Regions from separate parts of the Homo sapiens genome. Here region 1 is linked to region 2. A link is an interaction called in ENCODE POLR2A ChIA-PET data of the cell type or tissue named here. Cell type or tissue: MCF 10A. All regions are shown on one strand. Region 1 overlaps TRAK1 (trafficking kinesin protein 1). Region 2 has its middle 30 kb from the start of TRAK1.

What was found. Peaks named below come from ENCODE experiments on the same cell type or tissue, not always from the same donor. Only the 100,000 strongest peaks of a DNase experiment are listed, where the experiment ranks them.
Region 1: POLR2A ChIA-PET joins it to region 2 with 7 read pairs; 2 of 35 experiments call an interaction of 5 or more read pairs at or near these places.

What each region holds. Positions count from the first base shown.
Region 1 is chr3:42,147,465-42,155,464 of GRCh38, reverse strand. All of the region lies in intron 2 of TRAK1 (trafficking kinesin protein 1), which reads right to left. Among named protein-coding and RNA genes, the nearest start is that of TRAK1, 60 kb to the right of the region's middle. RefSeq lists an enhancer at 3,283-3,845. In MCF 10A, no CTCF peak of the experiment used is centred here; no DNase peak of the experiment used is centred here.
Region 2 is chr3:42,057,829-42,065,828 of GRCh38, reverse strand. It overlaps a transcript of TRAK1 not described here. Among named protein-coding and RNA genes, the nearest start is that of TRAK1, 30 kb to the left of the region's middle. RefSeq lists a silencer at 3,827-4,046. In MCF 10A, no CTCF peak of the experiment used is centred here; DNase peaks (open chromatin) are centred at 1,798, 2,488 and 3,888.

The sequences.
Region 1 (8,000 bases), 90 kb before region 2:
CTACAAACAAAATATGCCTCTTTGACATAAGGATTATTTTGAGCAGAAGCAACTGAAGAACAGCAGATGCCGGAAAAGCTCTAAAAACGGAGCATAAATTTTCCTTTTGTAAAGAAATTTACATTTGGAAGGGTGTCTCCGTCTCCTGTACAATCTCTTATCTATGGACAAGGCACCCACTTGAATCTGCACACCTTATTAAACATGTCTTGAGTATCCCACGTTTCCAAGTTGCCTTCCCATAACTTACTCCCCAGCAGGAATCCCAAACCCGTTTTCCTTTGTCTCACCTTTTCTCCATACTTTGTTGCCCTTTGGGATGACACAGAACCCGCCAAATTCTACTTGCCTCTTTGACTCTTATTTCTTTGTGATTGCCAGTGCCTACTTACATAATTAAAACTGATTTTTCTCTTGTTAATGTTTTTTATCAGTTTGTTTCTCAGGGCACCTAGCTACTGAATCAAGCAGGGTAGAGGCATAAAGTTTTTCCTCTGCTATACCCTCAACGTCCCCACCTCCCTAGCCCATATCCTCCTATCTTTCAAGGTCTGGTTCAGCACTGCTCCCCATCTCCTTCAGGTATGAGCATCTTTCTCTCCACTTCACCTGTCCCATTGATGCTCAATGTTCCTCACTCACATTTCACTTCTCTGCTCCTAGAGAGCAGGGTTGGCACGACTGAGGGTCATGTCCCCAAAGACCTTGCTCATACAATTTAAATAAACAAATAAGGCTGGGCAAAGAGGCTCACACCTGTAATCCCAGCACTTTGAGAGGCTGAGACAGGAGGATCACTTGAGCCTAGGAGTTCAAGACCAGCTTGGGCAACATAGTGAGACCCCATCTCTACAAAAAAATTAAAAAATGAGGCAGGAGGATCACTTGAGCCCAGGAGGTCAAGGCTGCAATGAGTCTTGATCATGCCACTGCACTCCCGCCTGGGTGACAAGAAGAAGACCTTGCCTCTAAATAAATAAATAAATAAATAAGGCTGGGTGCAGTGGTTCACGCCTGTAATCCCAGCACTTTGGGAGGCCAAGGCAAGCAGACCACCTGAGATCAGGAGTTCGAGACCAGCCTGGCCAACATGGTGAAACTCCATCTCTACTAAAAACACAAAAATAAGCCAGGCATGGTGATGGACACCTGTAATCCTAACTACTCAGGAGGTTGAGGCAGGAGAATCGCTTGAACTTGGGAGGCAGACATTGCAGTGAGCTGAGATCGTGCCACTGCACTCCAGCCTGGATGACACAGCAAGACTCCATCTCAAAAAAAAAGAAATAAATAAATAAAACAAAATTAAAATTAAATAAACAAGAGCACCACAAAGCTCCAAAAACTTGGGTTCCAGGCTTGCTTTGGCTTTCTTGCCAAGTCTCTAGTCCTCAGCTCCTATGTCAGAGAGGACATTATCTCTATTTTACTATAGCCAGTGATAATAAAAACAGTTACATTATAAAACTGTTTACATTTCATTCTTTTTCTTTTTTTAATCCCCTTAATAACCACAGAGGAGAGTGCTGTGTGTGGAAAGAGAGAAGTCAACCTCTACCTTCACGGGCGCATCACACAATAAAACACAAGACAAAGAAATGGGGATCTGTTTGCGTCAACACGTAGGAAAATTCGAAAACTCAGTTCAGAAATGCAGCTTTTCAATTAATGCTTAAAATACCTCTAACAAAACTTCACTCACGCACAAAAAGAAAAAAAACACTCACGAACCAGCCACCGCCATCTTGGGTGACATTTCAGAGATCACTGAAATCAAGTGAGGAACAGAGCGCACCAGACTGCCCTTGCGTATACCATAAATCTTCATTATAGAGTAAGAAGCTGTAAGAATAACTTCTGCGACAATCTACCCGAGTTTCTTCATTTGTGAAATCAGTATGAACTAGACCACCTCCTACCCCAACATTCAAATCTATCAGGTTATAAAAGGGGGAGGTGAGCGGGGATGGAGAGCAAGTCTGATTACAAAAGAAACTGAAGCAACAAACAGGTGGTCAAAATGCTGTACCTTGTTCAAAATACCATTCCTTTTTTTTTTATTTTTTTTAAGACAGGATCTCACTCTGTCGCCCAGGCTGGAGTACAGTGGCATAATTATAGCTTCCCTCACCCTCCTGGGCTCAAACAATCTTCCCACCTCAGCTTCCGAGTAGCTGGGACTATAGGCGCATGCCACCACATTCAGCTAATGTTTTTATTTTTTGTACAGACAGGATGTCACCATGTTACCCACGCTGCTCTCAAACTCCTGGCCTCAAGTGATCCTCCCCCCTTTAGCCTGCCAAAATGCTGGGCTTACAGGCATGACACACTATACCAGGCCCCCATTAGCCTTTTCAAAGATTTTTTTTTGTTAAAGGCCTTAATAACTAGTACTATTTCTGAGAAAATAAAATTAAACACTGACCTGGCTCTTCGTCGCTTACAAAGAGCTATCACTTTATTTACACTCCATAAAGGTTCCAACCAGTGTTGTTACTCCTGTTTTCCAGATGGGGAATCTGAGTTCACAGAGGCTCACAGAAATCCCAGGATGTTCCCATACCACATGGCCACATGAAGTACAAAACAGGCCTCAAACACAGACAGCCAGCGCTCTTTCTGCCATTCTACCTATTTCTAGAGTAACTACAAAGAGGGCTGTTTCTTTAACATAAGGACATACACTGAACCCAAGTCCTTTTGAAAATTAAAAAGGTGTCATACTCTTTCTAAGCACACTTTAAAAAGTGGCCAGTGTAGCCAAGAAACAATCTAAGATCCCGAAACTGACCTAAATAATTCTTTTCCAGCCCCTCCCCATGCCTGAGGCTGCTTTCCATGGACATCAATCAGCACAGTTTCCCAAACACACGTGATGTAAAGAATCCCCCAAAGCATGTGCTAAAAATTTAGATTTCTCAGGACTTCTCCTAGTCTGATGTGAGTCTGAGAATCTGCTTTTTTAATAAGCAGATGACTTTCAATGATTTCCCAAGTTTTAGAGGTTCTGCACCAGAGATGGGATGCATCCAATCGGGGTAACTATGACCCTGTCTGACACCAGAGTTTAAACTGTAAACATTGAGTATGTATGTGCAAATTCTGCCAAGGCCATTGCTATTTTGCATTGATCGCTGGCTATTTCAAATCTCTCGTAAAAGTTACTTGAAGACACTGGGTAATCAACCCCTCCCATGTCTTATTATTATAAGCCCCTGTCCCATGCCTCTTATTATATCCTCCTCTGGGGGCGGGGGAGCAGGACAGGCAGAGATGGGTGCTGAATAGAAGACCCCCACAACAAACATTAATAAACAGGAGGAATACAGTTATTCAACACTGAATAAAGTTCTCCTAACCCTCAAAGATAGAAGAGAACAGTAGCTATCCCTTAATTCCAACTTCAAAAGAGGGGTCCTAATTGGCCTGCAATCTATATTCCCATCCATATACATTTCTTTTTCAGTGCTAACACTGCAATTTAAGTGTGAGTCAGTAGCTCTGACATAAATGATGATTCTGCATCTTTTTTAAAACATTTGACTCACCTTTTATTAGTATCAAAAGTTCTGTAAAAGCTTCCCTCATTGACGATTCAAATGCCAAATAATCAGAGACAAAGCAATGGTGTGTGTCTATTGAGTTGCAATAAAAAAGACAGAGGCAAATAAAAGACAGGTACATATAAACAGGGGCAAATTTCATTTCCAGACTAATCTGCCTGAAGCTAGGAAGGAACTCAACTAGTTAGAAATGTGTAAGCAAGTAACCACAAAATTGGCACATAATTGAAATCTCCTTTTTGTACGTTTCCTAAACCAGTTTATTTCTGGACTTCTGTTCCTTTATTCCCTACTTTGCTACCTCTTTAAATGGGAGTATGAAAATACCAGTGGTCCCAGTAAATTCTGTCTCAAAAACCTTCTTCCCTTCATCCAAAATGGGATAGATGATAAAGGACAAGTATTTTGCTCAACATACATTCAGACAATAACAATAATTCAGAAATAAATAAATCAATATATTTACCCTTGAACAGTTGAGCCATCTCCTCTTCTATTTTCCTTTGCTCTTAGAGGAAGACAGATCAGGGTCTCTCAGGGCCAAAAGACTCAACTGAGGAAGTGCTGGGTAAGAAAATCCTTCTGATGGATACCCAGATAAGAGCAGGCCTCCGCTCACCCTCCAGATTGACCATGGCAAGCGACTGGCTTTATTTCAGGGTGTAAAGGGAACTGGATGGTGTGGCATTTGGGTCATGGTATTAGGAAACCTTCTTCCTCCACTTCTAGGATGGCATCCACAGAGCTATGGCCCCACCTGACTAATCCACGGGGCCTCTGACAGCACCCTGCTGTAACCAGTGCTCCCTAATCCAATGGTACAGTGAGGATGTATTCAATCCCTTACTTTAAAAAGTTATAGAGGGTTCAATGAGTCACAAATCACCAAGGAAACTAGAAGGAGGTCAATGATGGTTTCCAAAAAGGAGCATCTCTAGAATTTCCTTTTGGAGTTAGGTAACAGAATGGGAACTTGCTTTTAGAATGAATATATTCCAAAGAAAAAATTCACTCATCTTTTCCCCTCATGACCCTGGGAACTGCCTCCAATCCTTGTTACTCAAAATAGTTAAAGATGTACACAGAACGAACATGACAATGTCTGCATCTAAAGCTGGGGGCCAGTGAGATTGAACTGGCATAGTTTTTCCACACATTTAAATACCATCCCCTGAGAAAGCCTTAACCCACAGTCGCGGCAAAAATCAGTGGATAAGAGATAATTATGTAGTTTTTCAGTTTACTAACTAGGCCAGGTCCCAGCCTGTTACATCATTCAGGTTAATCAAATGTAGTCAGGAATAGAGCATTCTGAAACTCCCGACTCAATTAAAAAGCACTTACCTTATCTATTAATGGCTCATATAGGGCTGGGAACATATCATCACTGGGGAACAGACCCTCAAAGTGTATATATTAATTGGGCCCCTTTTTTGTGAAGGCATGTGATATGAGGGTCACTTTCAAGACAAAATTAAAGACAGATTAACTGTGTAATACACAATTTTGATGTCCAACACCCCAGGAACCTGAGACCCCGCCCACTGTGATGTCTCTGAGAACGCACCTCAGTGCTGTTTTCTGTGTGCTTGAAACCTCCTGAGACCTGTCCAGCCACACAACTTGGCCTCCACCCAGTCTCCCTTGGAATGTGCCACACCCTCCCTGCACAAACCAAGGTAGTGACAGAAGGACACATTCTTTCCCTGCCCCTCCCATCACCTCCCCACCCCCATCTCTGTTGGATCCAACAAGCAAACTTCATTTGAATCACCCGCTAAGTGGTAAGCTGCTTCTGCCTTTTCTCCAGCCTCTGATGGTTCCCAGGTCTGGGCTCAGAAAAGGGCAGAGTCTTCCAGGCCTGCTGCTGACAGTCCAGGAAGCCACCTCCTGAACACACTATTCCAAGCCCCCAGTTTCCTATCCCCTCCAACAGCAAGAGCGCAGTGAACACATTTCCACTTGCACACATTCATGCATCAACAACACACTCACGTCTCACACCAGAGAAAATTCAATCCAATAGAAGTATAACACTTACAAGCCCAGCACACCAAAAACCATCTCCCCTTCTAAGCAAACAATCATACATACTGCAGGAGTCTTTCACGGTAAAGAGCCCTGCCCACCTGCCACCTCCTCCACCATGCCTTTGGAATTGCCAGAGCCAGTGGTGCTAGTTCTGGTACCTCCCACCCGCCAGCCGCCTGTCTCCCCTAAAGGTTTCAGGACACCCCCCACCCAGAAGGAGACAATACCCCTATACATCCCGGCTCTGTTTTGCAGGGGCCATAATTACCATCCGAGCATTCTTCATAATACCAGTCTAGTTCATAATAATCCGCTTCGATAAATTTCTGCATAGTCAGTAGTCTTGCAGAGGAAAGAATGGACTTCACAGCACCATCAACGTCAAGTAAAACGCTGCCATGCCTCCCCGCCCTTCCAGAATACTGGACAGAAGAATATCCCGAAACACACCAGAATTAGGCTGTACATTCTTAACGACAGTCTGGAGCCAAAACAGTAAAGTGGGCAATGAAAAGAAAAATTCTATGGGGGAAGGAGGGAGTAGGAGGAGCAGAAAGGAAGGCAATTTGCAGAGAGCTAACGGAGACCCTGGCAGCACTGCCAATAAAGCAGCACTGGACAGCAGCCCTGAATGGGAGTAGCCAGGATCGTCCTATCCAGACGCCTAGAGGGTGACGTCAGAGACACACACCACCACTGGCTGTCTCACTCAAGCCTCGTCTCCTGCTCGCCGCTCATCTTTCAATCTAACCGTTGCCATAGAAACTGGCCGGCTCTGAAAAATGATGCAGAGATGGAGGAAATGTCTTCCAAGGATGCTGGCAGCAGAGGCTGAGAGATGCCAGGCAGGGAAAAGAAAGGGTACAGGCAAGGGAGAGACAGAGGGGTCAGCACCATCATCACCTTCAAGAAACGTAAGGACAAGCTTATTCACCCTACTTTGGGTCACGATAGAAAGAAGACTCTGGATTTGAAATCTGCCACCTTTTAAAATCTGCAAATCATTACTTTTGGTTTCCTTTCCTCAACCTGATTTCACACATTAAACATCTTCTATAATTTTTGACCACCACTTAAAGGAAATGTAAATTACTTAGAAAATGGAAACATTTTCACTTAGATGCACTACTATTCTCTGCTCATGCTTTTGCTCAAACTTCTAGAAAAACAGCCTGTCACATACAAATAGAGGAGGGCGCCATCACAAAGGGCTTGTGCAGTACAATATGCTGTTTCATGGACACGTACATGTGTAATCAAGGCGTTAAAGTGCACACTAGAAGAAAAAAGTCCACCTGCAGGAAGTTAGTTGCCTCTGGGGAAGGAGTGAGGAAATGAGGTTTTAAAACTTTCCTTATAAATGCACCCATATGTTTTATTTCCTTAAAAAATACAGTTAATATTAGTTCTAAATGTTTGATATGTTTGAAATATTCATAATAAAACAAGGTAGTGGATAATAAGACAGATTCTAGGCTATCCTATAGGTTGAATTTCATTCCCTAAAGCAGGGTCTCTCAACCTCAGCACTATTGACATTTGAGGTTAGGTAATTCTTGCTGTGGAAGGCTATTCTGGGCATCGCAGGATGTTTAACAGCAACCCTGGTGCCTACCCACTAAACGCAGGTAGCACTACCCTCCACCCCCAAGATGTGACAACCAAAAATGTCTCCAGACATTGCCAAATGTCCCCTGGATATAAAACTGCTTGGTTGAGAACCTTGCCCTAAACCAAAACTACTTATTTACTTCATTGTCCTCTTGGCCAGGTACTGTAAGTATCTGTTGGTGTCAACAGCAGCATATATACAGATAATAGTGTGTGTGTGTGTGTGTGTGTGTTTCTATGTATGTGTATGTCTGCTTCTGTGTGTAAAATAGAAATTTAAAGGAAAATCACATAGACACACACATCTTATATAGAGAATCTTAGATGGAATCCATACTTTGTATCGATCCATCTCAATCTTCCTAAATCACTGGAAGCTGAAGAGCCTGTAACGTTGTGTTGTGAGGTCCTCAAAGAAATCTCTCTCTGCTCTGGGGTACCCTCTCCTCATGTTACAGCCATGTCTGGCCCTTATCATTGGGCCTTGCTTGCACACCTGGGCAGGATACCACATCAGACCTTCCCACTTGCCAGGTGGCTGGCCAACCCCATTTGGCCCAGCCTTTAGTGAGAGCAGGTCCTGTCCTCTTGTGGACTGCAAGGATCCAACCCTTTGGCACTCACTATGGATAACAGAGCCTCAAGTCCCGGAGGGAAAAGAGAAGTTAAAGGCAGGGGCCCAAACCACAAGCAGACAAAGAAACCATCCCCGCATGCTGCAGTGGAACCACTGATGCTGATGATGAATTTTGGCTAAAATTGTTAATAGGATTCCAGAAAAGTTCAGAAAAT
Region 2 (8,000 bases):
GTGGAACACCATTTCTATAAAAAAATTAAGAATGAGACAGGTGTGGTGGTACACGCCTATAGTCCCAGATACTTGGGAGGCTGAGGTGAGAGGATAGCTTGGGCCCAGGAGGTCGAGGCTGTAGTGAGTCATGATGGCACTACTGCACTCCAGCCTGCACAACAAAATGAGACCCTGTTTCTTAAAAAATAAATAAAACTATTCCAGTACTTCCACAATTCTGTGGCCCAATTATGTTGGGTAAAGGCTATTCAGTTTGATATTGTCTGATTAATATCAAACTGAATAGCCTTTACGCAACATAATCACAAGCTGAGTACCCCAAATCTGAAAATTCAAAACCCAAAATGCTCCAAAATCCAAAACTTTTGAGCACTGGCATGGTGTTGAAAGGAAATACTCATTGAAGTATTTTGGATTTCAGAATTTCAAACCTGGGATGTTCAATCCGCAAGTATAATGCAAATATTCTTAATTCCAGAAGAATCTGAAATCTAAAACACTTCTGGTTCCAAGCATTTTGGCAAAGGGATACTCAATCTGTATTTTTATTTATCTTATTTTATTTATTTATTTGAGATGGGAGTCTCGCTCTGTGGCCCAGGATGGAGTGCGGTGGCACAATCTTGGCTCACTGCAACCTCCACCTTCCAGGTTCAAACAGTTCTCGTGCCTCAGACTCCAGAGTAGCTGGGGTTACAGGTGTGTGCATCCATGCCCAGCTAATTTTTGTTTGTTTGTTTGTTTGTTTTGAGACAGAGTCTTGCTCTGTCACCCAGGCTGGAGTGCAGTGGCGCGACCTCAGCTCACTGTAAGCTCCACCTCCCGGATTCACACCATTCTCCTGCCTCAGCCTCCCGCCATTCTCCTGCCTGAACCTCCTGCGTAGCTAGGACTATAGGCACCTGCTACCATGCCTGGCTAATTTTTTGTTATTTTTAGTAGAGACAGGGTTTCACCGTGTCAGCCAGGATGGTCTTGATCTCCTGACCTCGTGATCTGCCCGCCTCGGCCTCCCAAAGTGCTGGGATTACAGGTGTGAGCCACCATGCCTGGCATGTATTTTTTAAGTATAGCTACTTAACCCATTAAAAATATACCCTTACTATTCTATGGTAAAATTAATTCACAAATCATTATGAGAAAAGCTTTTCATATCAGGAAGTCTAGCACAAATATTTTAACTTCAGTATTTTAGGAAACAGTCTATAGTCTGCTTAAAGTATTTATTATGTATTTGTATTTCCATAATAAGTTCATAATGAAGCAACATTCATTCTATGCTATTAGTCTAGGATCACATGGTAGCTTCCTAGATTCTAGGTGATAATATTTTAGAGTTCTTAGAAATTACATTTGGGTAACTCAGACAGCAAGTTCAAAAATTTATTTTATTTCTTAATCTTCCAACATTGACATCAGACTGTAAGAGAATTCTTTTTAAAGGTTTTTTTTTTTAATTTGTATCCCTCTATTTATTTATTCATTTGAGACCGGGTTATAAGACTGGCTAATTTTTGTATTTTTGGTAGAGACAGGGTCTTGCTACGTTGCCCAGGCTGGTCTCAAACCCCTGGGCTCAAGGGATCCACCCACCTAGGCTTGAAATGTGCTGGGATTACAGGCTTGAGCCACAGCGCCCGCCTGGCTGCGAGCATTCGCATTTTTGTGATGTATCATTACCACCCAATACAGAAGGCATTTGTGATCTCCCTCAGGTCAGATAGTAATAAGGGCTGGGCATGTAAAATGGGTTCCCTCCCATCTCTAGTGCTCTGAAAGGGATGACTGGGCCTCTCTCTCACGTGGATATAATTTCCACATGGCCACCAGGGCTTCTCACATGCTGGCTGGATCCCAAGAAGGGGTGTTCAAAGTATGAGACAGAAATTACAGATCTCTTTAGACTCAATTTTAAAAGTTACACAGTGTCACTTCTACCGCAAACTATTGGTCAAAATACATCACCGGGCCAACGCAGATTCAAGGGGAAAGGTTACAGACTCTACATCTGGATGGGAGTATGGTAAGAACTTTCAGCCCACCACAGGGCCAGAGAGCAGACAATAAGGCACAGCTGGGCTGCCCCGGCACATATGCTTTTTTCACTGTGTGGCTCCCACCACTTTTTTTTTTTTTTTTGGAGACAGAGTCTCACTCTGTCACCAAGGCTGGAATGCAGTGGCACAATCTCAGCTCACTGCAACCTCTGTCTCCCAGGCTCAAGCAATCATCCCACCTCAGCCTCCCAAGGAGACGGGGCTACAGGCGTGTCCCACCAGGCCTGGCTAGTTTTTGTAATTTTTGTAGAGACAGGGTTTTGCCATGTTGTCTAGGCTGGTCTCAAACTCCTGATCTCAACTGATTTGCCCGCCTCAGCCTCCCAAAGTGCTGGGATTACAGGCACAAGCCACCACACCCAGCCCCACCTTTACAAAAGAGCAAGAACTGCATCACAAAGGCATTCCTGGTTGGGCAGGGGCAGTGGGGAATGTACTGACAGACAAAACCCGGATGCTCCTTCAGCAATGGCTTAGGGCAGGGCTTGGCAAACTTTTCCCGCGAAGCGGAAAATAATAACTATTTCAGGCCTTGAGGGCAATACAGTCTCCGTTGCAATTCCGCAGTTGTAGCTGGAAGGCAGTCAGAAAATATGGAAATGAATGGGTGTGGCTGTATTCCAATAAAACTTTATTTATAACAGCAGGCGGTGGGATGGATTTGACCCATGGTCTGTGAGAATAAGCACTGGATTTGGTACTGGAAAACCAGGCCTGGAATTCTGACTTTACTACTCACTACCAGTGTGACCTTGTTTGAGTTTCTTAAAATTTCTGAAGCACGTCCTCCATATCTCAAAAACAGGGATAATGTCATCCATCTCCTAAGGTGGCTCTGGGGAGTGAGGTAATACAGGTGAAAGTGCAGTGCACATCCCCTCATAAGACAAACACGCCTTCACTGCAGTGCAGAGCCTGGAAAACAGCTCAAGGGGCTGTAGGGAAGTCCCACCAGGCAGGACACAAGGGAGTGTCAGGCACTGTTTTCCAACAAAGTGAAGACTTCACTGATGAGAATTATATTAGGCAGCAGCAGCCTAAATAGTCTTTGTTAAAGACCTATCCTTGTTTTGCTTTTTCTCAACAGCATAATACTTTGTTTTAAGGCATACAGATAGCGCTGACACAACCTATTTCACAAACCCTATTTCACACAGAGTAGCATGCATGGTCAGTGAAAAGGAAAATAAAAACCACCAACATGAAGAAGCCTCAGAGGTGCCAGGACTCAAATACAAAGTTTTTCAGAGGGGTAGCAGTATAGTCATGCTGTATTTAAGCTGGTTTTGTAGATTCTGAAATGTTAAAAAATAGTCTCCAAGACAAGCATATTTTTTAATGCTAAAAGTATAACTGGAATTATTAAACATGTGAATGCAAACTTGATTTTTTTTGAAATTGGCCCTAGTAGGAAAAAAAATATTCAAAATTAAGACCTATCCTTAGCCAAAGGAATCAAAAGCACTGAAGCATTTTGTTTGCACCTCCGCTAATACGGCACTCCTTTATAATACCAGTAGTTCACCAAGAGATTGAGAGTTTCACAAGAGTAACAGGCAGCACTGTACTCCTGCTTTTGGAAAATTCCACTTCATCCACAGGAAAGTGGACATGTTAGAAGGTGAGTGACTTGTCCATTGTCAAAATCTTGTCTGCTGTAGGATTCCTGCCACACATATGAGCAGGATCTCTCTCAGCCATGACTCCTCTTGCAATTTCAATGTCCCCTTCTCCCAAATGGGCAGCCTTAGCCAGAAGCAGCTGTCCCAGAGCCTCCACCCGAGACAGCTGCATTCTGGAGGGATGGCGTCAGCAATAGCCTAGAAGGGCGTGGTTTCCCTCCTGAGCCCCAGAGTGAGTGCCAATGGCTGTCATCATTTGAATTGAATATCCGTTTCCAAAATAACCTGGACCATTTCCAAGGCAAAGTACTACTGAATAAAGCTCAAATCCATGCAGATGGGTAGATGGATGGGCTTGTTGCTCCTGATTCATTAGTTAATAAACTGGTATATATTGTTGGTGTTCTGATTCATAAATTAGATGGGAAAGAAGTGAGATGACTTAGCATAACACAAGCCAAAGTGAACATTCCCAAATTCTCTTGTATTTGTACTTGCACGGAATGGAATTCTCACATGATGGCTGGGATTTCTATATTAAGTGTCTCAGGCCAATCTTCTACTAAATAAAGTTCAAGTGGCACTGGGTTCACATGATATTCAGAGCTCTGTAGCAGCTGATTGTTTTCCCCGTATCTCCTGCTTTGGAACTTCAGCTTCAAAGTAGCTCCTTGCCTGCTTTTGCCATGGCCAGGGTCCACTCTGTATCCAGGAGGTGTAAATATGATGAGCTATGAAAAGGCTGACAGACAACAGGGCTGCCTCCCTGGCACTGTGTGTGTGTGTGTGGGTGTGCGTGGGGGGGTGGGGTGTGCATGGGGGGGTGTGCGTGGGGGAGGTGTGCATGGGGGGGTGCGTGTGTGGGTGGGTGTGTGCATGCACGCATGCACAGATGTAGACACACACCCATCACTTGAAAACTTAAGGTCAATGGTTACGTAAGATGTTAACATTAGAGGAAGCTGGGTCAAGGGTGTATGGGAACTCTGCACACTTTTTGTAACTTTTCTATAAATCTAAAATTATACCATAACAAAGAACTTTTTAAAATGCACTTTTAAGTCAGCTTCCAGGCCTGAAGCATACCATTTAGGTTTTCACAGGGTCCTTCAGCATAAGTCATTAAGTCCCTTGGAGGGTCAGTTTATTTAGCCCTAAATGAACCTGATGAGATCCCCAAAAAACTGCAAAACAAACAAACAACAACAACAAAAAAGGCCGGGCGCGGTGGCTCATGCCTGTAATCCCAGCATTTTAGGCGGCCAAGGTGAGCAGATCAACTGAGGTCAGGAGTTCGAGACCAGCCTGGCCAACATGGCGAAACTCCGTTTCTACTAAAAATATAAAAAAAATCAGCCAGGAGTGGTGGCGGGCACATGCAATCCCAGTTACTCAGGAGGCTGAGGCAGGAGAATGACTTGAACCAGGAAGGCGGAGGTTGCAGTGCGTAGAGATCGCACCACTGCACTCCAGCCTGGACAACAAGAGCAAAACTCCGTCTCAAAAAAAAAAAAAAAAAAAGCAGCCAAAAATGACCTGACAAACAGGTGTGATATTAATATGACAACATTCACATTAAGGCTTGTTCCCAATGACAGACTGAGACTATAAACCAGTGAGACTGCTAAGGGACCACGCCTGGAAAAAGAGGCACTCCTCTACCGTTACATTACTCTCCTGTCCCACAGTTTCAAAGCTGCCCCGTCTCTCCTCCCTGCTCCTCAGAACCCAGAGGTCTTGGTATCTGCTATTCCCTCTACCTGGAATCTCCCTTTACCACCCGCCCTCACCCACCACCACCCCCCACCCCCCACCGTGGTGCTGTAGCCATCTCTGTCTTTTTTCATATCTTAACTGACATCTCAACCCCTCGGCATCCCCTTCCTTTATTTTTCTTCTTAGAAGCTATTCCTTCTGATACACTACAATATACTCATTTGTTTATTTCCCCTCTCTCCCAAATAGAATGTAAGCTCCATGTGGATGGAGCTTTTGTGTGTTTTGTTCACTGCTAACAGGATTTCTTGAAAACCTTCTATGGGCTTTCCCCTGTGAGTCTTATTGACATGGTTCTCTGGAATCATTGGGAAAAAAACAGAATGTTTTTTAAAAAGAAAAGACATTTCTTATGCAGGGGGAAAGAAAGAAGTGATTAATATCAAACAAGCACTTTCAGAATTGCTATGTACCTGTAACACTGTCCTCCATGCTTTATTGTATCATTGTCCACACTAAGTATATTACTTTATATAATCTCACTCATTCCTCAATGATCTGTGAAGTCAAAGGAGCAGGCGTTATTATGCCCACTGCACAGAGGAAGAAACTGAAGTACCACAAGCAAACGGTGAAGCCAGAACAAGAATCTAAGTTACCCTATATCCTGCCTAGAAGAGCCTCCATCACAGCTAGCTGTCTCTCTGTAGAAGAATAAAAATACTCTGAAATAAGTCACTTTTAAATTTTTTTCTGGAAAATAAAAAGCTTTCTGAGTTGGATGATTTTTTTAATAGAACACAAATATGAAGGAAAACTATACATGACCTGTCACGTATATTCTTGTAGGAAAATGCACAGAAGTGTCCACGAGGAAGAAAGGAAATCCCCGAGGCCTGCTGATAGGCACAGGGAGAAACAGGCCACAGTTCTCTTTTAGCCACTGTTTTGAAAATTTTATTAGAATTCATAAAGACTATCAAAAAGATAACTGATGAAGACAAGTCATTATCTTTCTAAAATATGGTTAACTCAGGTCCTATCCTGGAGTGGAGAGCAGGGATGGGAATCTCAAAATCTGTATACACACAGAAGCACACTTGACAGGGCCCTGAAGTCCCAGCCTGGGCAACACAAAGAGGCCTCGTCTCTAATAAAAATTTTTTAAAATTAGCCAGACATAGTGGTGCATGCCTATAGTCCCAGCTACTCAGGAAGCTGAGGGGGAGATTCACTTGAGCCTGGGAGGTTGAGGCTACGGCAAGCCATGATCGCACCACTGCACTCCAGCCTGGGCAACAGAACAAGACCCTGTCTCAAAAGGAAAAAAAAAAAGTTCCCTGAAGTCCAAAGCCTACTTATATCATACGTATGTATATTTGTGTGTATACATATACATACAAATATATACACGCATGCATACACACCTGGATTTATTTTAAATTCAGTAAATTAGCACTTTATCTTTAAAAAAATTGCAGCACAGAGCAGATGGTAAAGAGTAAATCTCTTAAGATACACATTTTTTCACATTTCAATATCTCTAAAATTGAATTTTGTCTTATAGCCAATCGTCCTTTACTATGCTTACTTTGTAGCATTTTTTGCTTTCTTAGAGGTACATAAAGCAATGGCGTATCTTACGATCTGTTGTGTGTGGGGGTGGGAGCTCAGCGCAACAATTCAAATGGGCCACCAAACAATGGGCAAGGCCCACAATGGACATTAAAGGGAGATCCCTGCATCAGCCAGGAGGTAGGACAGGTTGACTTTAAAGGTTCCCTCCAGGCCAGGCATGGTGGCTCATGCCTGTAATCCCAGCACTTTGAGAGGCCGAGGCAGGCAGATCGTCCAAGGTCAGGTGTTCAAGACCAGACCAGCCAACATGGTGAAACCTCGTCTCTACCAAAAATACATTAAAAAATAAGCTGGGCGTTGTGGCGGGGGCGCCTGTAATCCCAGCTACTGGGGAGGCTGAGGCAGGAGAATTGCTTGAACCCGGGAGGCAGAGGTTGCAGTGAGCTGAGATCACACCACTGCACTCCAGCCTGGGCAACAAGAGTGAGACTCTGTCTCAAAAAATAAATAAATTAAATTAAATTTAAAAATAAAGGTTCCCTCCAGTCCTCAGTTATCATAATAAAGATGAACATGATAAAATGAAATTTAAAGGCAAAAGCATACTTACAAACAAACCTTGTCTTCGTCAATCTCCACAACTGCCAAGGTACATGAGTATTATCTATATTTTAAAGATGAGGAGGTTCCAAGGAGTATTTTACCCAGAAGCCGGCCACAAGTCTCACTTCCCAATGAAATGCCCACTGTGGCAGAGCAGTAAGAGAAGCAGCAGCCAAACCAGAAGAGCTTAAAGGTGGCAAAAATAACCCAACCAAGGGGCGAAGGGCAAACCTGGGTAGCAGTAAAGGAGGAAATGATATTTGAGTTCAGCTTTACAAGGAAGCTCACTGAATGACATGTTCAGGTTTACAGGCATTTAAAATGAAAACGCCTTTCAGTTGGTTGTATTTTCTGGTTCCTTCAAATACTTAAGAATAAAAGCACAAACTGATTAACATGGTGTGGGCCACGTGTCAGGTGA